2 separate regions of the Homo sapiens genome follow, and region 2 is linked to region 1. Evidence: read pairs that join two places in POLR2A ChIA-PET (ENCODE). Cell type or tissue: IMR-90. All regions are shown on one strand.

Region 1 (2,500 bases):
GGGGCCGGGCACAGTGGCTCACGCCTGTAATCTCACCACTTTGGGAGGCTGAGGTGGGTGGATCAGTTGAGGCCAGGAGTTTGAGACCAGCCTGGCCAACAATGGTGAAACCCCATCTTTACTAAAAATACAAAAATTAGCCAGGTGGTGCATGCCTGTAGTCCCAGCTACTTGGGAGGCTGAGGCATGAGAAACTCTTGAACCCAGGAGGCAGAGGTTGCAGTGAGCCAAGATTGCACCACTGCACTCTAGCCTGGGTGACAGAGCGAGATCCTATCTCAATATAAAATAAAATAAAATAATAGAATAGAATAGAATAGAATAGAATAGAATAGAATAGAATAGAATAGAATAGAATAGAATAAACCAAGGAAGCACTGAGGCCAGGGAGCTGGGTGTACCATCCATGAGGCTGCTGGCGTCACCCTGTGCCAGAGCTCCCTGCAAAAGTCAGTGAGTCACTGAGCTTCTGGGTGTCAAAGCTCAGAGTGCCAATGTCAGACTAAACTCTGCAGGCCTGCGGTTCACTAGCAAGCCTCTTGTCAACACTGGGGCTGAAAGGACAGAGCATCCCTGGGTCAGGGGCCATCCTCACACCTGGCCTTGGCATGCTTCCCCCCTGCCTGCCCAGGCACTGCCTCTCTGATACAGGCAACACTGGGTCCAGATGCAGATGATGATATCACCTCAGCCTCCTGAGCACACTCCAGTTTAGATCTATCCAGATTGAATGTCCCTTCCCTAGCTCTTTTAGCTAACGAGAGCTGTCTCTCCTGCATTCAGATATTTAGAAGATGTAGAACTGTCACACGGATGCTTTCCCTTTAAGGGCCCAGGTGACCCTTCTATACATTTTCTCCCATTAGGATGACACTGGAGAGAGGGTTTACAGTGTTTCACAGACATGTTCCAAGTATCAGGATAAAAAACTATCTATATATGTACACACAACATATCCAATTTGTAACTTGGAAAAAGACATGATCATAAACCAGGAGCTCCCAATCTCTGCTCAAGATCCCTGTTCAGCAGTAACAGCCTTTGGTGGTTGGCTTCTGGCCAAATCAATGAATGACTCAGCCTGTTGTCTGACTCAACCCCATCTTCCTAGCTAGGAATTCAGTGGCTAGCAATACACGTTTGGGCTTCTCATATATGTCTAAACTAAATTACACACACACACACACACACACACACACACACACACACACACACACACACACACATTGTATATACTTGGTTACAAAGACTTAGTAATACCTGTCTATTTAAAAAAATTATGTACAGCAGGTAGGCCAGGATGCAGTTAGTTTTAATTTAATAATGAAGTTGTTGGTTTAAATAATGCCCATCCTTTAGCAAGCTTCCTTACGTGTGGTTTTCTGAAGTCACTGCTGTAGACTGAATGGCTGAGTGCCCTCCCAAGGTCACATGTTCAAACCTAACGCCCAGTGTGATGGCGTTTGGAGATACGTGCTCATGAATGAGGTTAGTGCCCTTATAAAAGAGGTCCCATGTTATTAAAAAGTAAAAAACAAAACAAAACAAAAAAAACCCCACCAGATGCTGGTGAGGTTGTGGAGCAAAGGGAACACTTACACACTGCTGGTGGGAGTGCAAATTAGTTCACCCATTGTGAAAAGTGGTGTACTGTGGAAAGTGGTGTGACAATTCCTCAAATAACTAAAAACAGAACTATCATTTGACCCAGCAATCCCATTACTAGGTATATACCCAAAGAATACAAACTGTTCTACTATAAAGACACATGCATGCATACGTTCACTGCAGCGCTATTCACAATAGCAAAGATATGGAATCAACCTAAATGCCCATCAACGGTAGACTGGATGAAGAATATGTGGTACATATACACCATGGAATACTATGCAGCCATACAAAACAACAAGATCATGTCCTTTGTAGGAACATGGATGCAGCTGGAGGTCCTTATTCTCAGCAAACTAATGCAAGAACAGAAAACCAAATACCACATGTTCTCACTTATAAGTGGGAGCTAAATGAGAACACATGGACAGAGAAAGGGGAACAGCACAACGCTGGGACCTACTTGAGGGTGGAGGATGGAAGGAGGGAGAGGTTTAGAAAAAAAACAAAACTGCTGGGTAATATGCTTAATACCCAGGTGAGGATATAATCTGTACACCAAGCCCCTAAGTCATAAGTTTATCTATATAACAAACCTGCACATGTACCCCTTAACCTAAAAGTTAAAATATGTTTAAATATAAAATAAAAGAGGCCCCAGAGGGCTGCCTTGCCTCTGTTGCCATATGAGGACACAGTGAGAAGATGGCTGGTTATAAAATAAGAAATGGGTCCTCACTAGACGCCAAAGCTGATTGTACCTTGATTTTGGACTTCCCAGCATCCAGAACTGAAAGAAATTCATTTCTGCTCTTTAGAAGCCACCCAGTCATGGTGTTTTATTATAGCAGACCAAATGGACTAAGATAATCATTTAGAAAATTTTAAGCAA
Region 2 (2,500 bases), 320 kb before region 1:
ATCACGAGGTCAAGAGATCAAGACCATCCTGGCTAACACGGTGAAACCTCGTCTCTACTAAAAATACAAAATAATTAGCCGGGCGCGGTGGCACGTGCCTGTAGTCCCAGCTACTCAGGAGGCTGAGGCAGGAGAATCTCTTGAACCTGGGAGGCAGAGGTTGCAGTGAGCCGAGATAATGCCACTGTACTCTAGCCTGACGACAAGAGCGAGACTCCGTCTCAAAAAAAAAAAAAAAAGGAGGGAAAGAAAAGAAAGAAAAAGAAAAAGGGAAAGGAGAAAGGGAAAGGGAAGAAAGAAAAAAGGCACAGTGGAACCTTAAATGTATATTGCTAAGTGAAAGAAGACAGTCTGAAAAGGCTACATACGCTATAATTCCAACTATATGACATTTTGAAAATGCCAAAACTATATAGACAGTAAAAACATCAGTAGTTGCCAAGAAGTGGGTGTTGGGGGTGGGGATGAACAGGTGGAGCCCAGGGGATTTTTTAGACAGTGAAACTACCTTGAATGATCCTGTAAGGGTAGATATATGCTATCGTACATTTGTCAGTTCCACCGAATGTACAACACAAAGCTTGAATTCTAACGTAAATCATGGATTTTAATTAATAATGTATCAATATTGGCTCATCAATTGTTAACAAATGTGTCACAATAATGCAAGACTGGGGGAAAGAGGGAGGGAGTACTTAGAAACTCTCTGTACTTTATGTTCAGTTTTTCTGTAATTCTAAAATTGCTCTACAAATTGTCTATTAAAAACAAAGCCAAAAAAAGAATCCATGAGACACGGATAATGAACGGATAGATAAGCAGTTAAGAAGGGAGGGCTCAGGCGGGCACAGTGGCTCACACCTGTAATCCCAGCACTTTGGGAGGCCGAGGCAGGCAGATCACCAGGTCAGGAGTTTGAGACAAGCCTGACCAACATGGTGAAACCCTGTCTCTACTAAAAATACAAAAATTAGCTGGGCGTGGTGGCGGGCACCTATAATCCCTGCTACCCAGGAGGCTGAGGCAGGAGAATCGCTTAAACCTGGGAGGCAGAGGTTGCAGTGAGCCAAGATTGCGCCATTGCTCTCCAGCCTGGGTGACAGAGCGAGACTCCATCTCGGAAAAAAAAAAAGAAGGGAGGGCTCTTCCTTACAGTAGAATGCAGGTTGGTAATTGTGGAAAAAGTGGTGGGGGTGGGAAATTACCACTTTGCATAATTACCACTTTGCACTTAGCAGAGTCAAAACTGGTGCAGTCAGGAATCATGAATGGCTGAGAAATTTATGGGGGAAATTTGACAAGGAACAAGACATTTGAAAGATCTCCAAGTGTCTAGCCACAGATTGTCTATTGGAGACACCAGGCAGTGGACTACCATGACCAAGTGACCAAAATTACTCATCTTCCAATGAATATCGTACACCTCCAGATGTGACCTCTGAGGACACAACATCACTCACGTACTATTTCGGCTGTGGGTGCATAACCTGAATCTAATCATGAGGAAAGAGTAGATAAACCTAAATTGAAAAATATTCTATTGGCCGGGCACGGTGGCTCATGCCTGTAATCCCAGCACTTTGGGAGGCCAAGGCAGGAGGATCGCCTGAGGTCGGGAGTTGGAGACCAGCCTGGGCAACACAGTGAAACCCTGTCTCTACTACAATTACAAAAAATTAGCTGGATGTGGTGGCAGGCGCCTGTAATCCCAGCTACTCGGGAGCCTGAGGCAGAAGAATCGCTTGAACCCGGGAGGCAGAGGTTGCAGTGAGCCAAGATCGTGCCATTGCACTCCAGCCTGATAACAGAGCGAGATTCTGTCTCAAAAAAAAAAAAAAAAAAAAAATTAGCCAGGCGTGGGTGGCAGGCACCTATAATCCCAGCTATTTGGGAAGCTGAGGCAGCTGAATCGCTTGAACCTGGGAGGTGGAGGTTGCAGTGAGCCGAGATCATGCCATTGCACTTCAACCTGGGCAACAGAAACTCCGTCTCAAAAAAAAAAAAAGGAAAATATTCTACAAAATAAATGCAACAGATGATAAGTCACGAGCTGGATTCTAGTCTGGAGGAGGAAACAATTATAAAAGATATTATTAGAACAACTGGCAAAATTGGAATATAAACTGTAATTTCTTTTTTCTTTTTTTTGAGACGGAGTCTCGCCCTGTTGCCCAGGCCGGAGTGCAATGGCGCGATCTCGGCTCACAGCAACTTTCGCCTGCTGGGTTCAAGCGATTCTCCTGCCTCAGCCTCCTGAGTATCTAGGATTACAGCCGCATGCCTCTATACCCAGCTAATTTTTGTATTTTTAGTAGAGACGGAGTTTCACCATGTTGGCCAGGCTGGTCTCGAACTCCTGACCTCGTGATCCACCCGCCTCGGCCTCCCAAAGTGCTGGGATTACAGGCGTGAGCCACTGTGCCCGGCCCTATAAACTGTAATTTCTGTCACTTCTAAATTTTCTGATTTTGGTAACTACACTGTGAATACGTACATATTG

Evidence for each region. ChIA-PET counts read pairs that join two places held together with the same protein. Peaks named below come from ENCODE experiments on the same cell type or tissue, not always from the same donor. Only the 100,000 strongest peaks of a DNase experiment are listed, where the experiment ranks them.
Region 2: POLR2A ChIA-PET joins it to region 1 with 5 read pairs; 2 of 35 experiments call an interaction of 5 or more read pairs at or near these places.

The regions. Positions count from the first base shown.
Region 1 is chr6:149,846,654-149,849,153 of GRCh38, forward strand. The region is part of intron 2 of LRP11 (LDL receptor related protein 11); the gene reads right to left. The region is part of intron 10 of RAET1E-LRP11 (RAET1E-LRP11 readthrough); the gene reads right to left. Among named protein-coding and RNA genes, the nearest start is that of RAET1E-AS1, 16 kb to the right of the region's middle. In IMR-90, no CTCF peak of the experiment used is centred here; a DNase peak (open chromatin) is centred at 1,088; H3K27ac peaks cover 965 bases.
Region 2 is chr6:149,529,540-149,532,039 of GRCh38, forward strand. The region is part of intron 7 of PPIL4 (peptidylprolyl isomerase like 4); the gene reads right to left. Among named protein-coding and RNA genes, the nearest start is that of PPIL4, 15 kb to the right of the region's middle. In IMR-90, no CTCF peak of the experiment used is centred here; no DNase peak of the experiment used is centred here.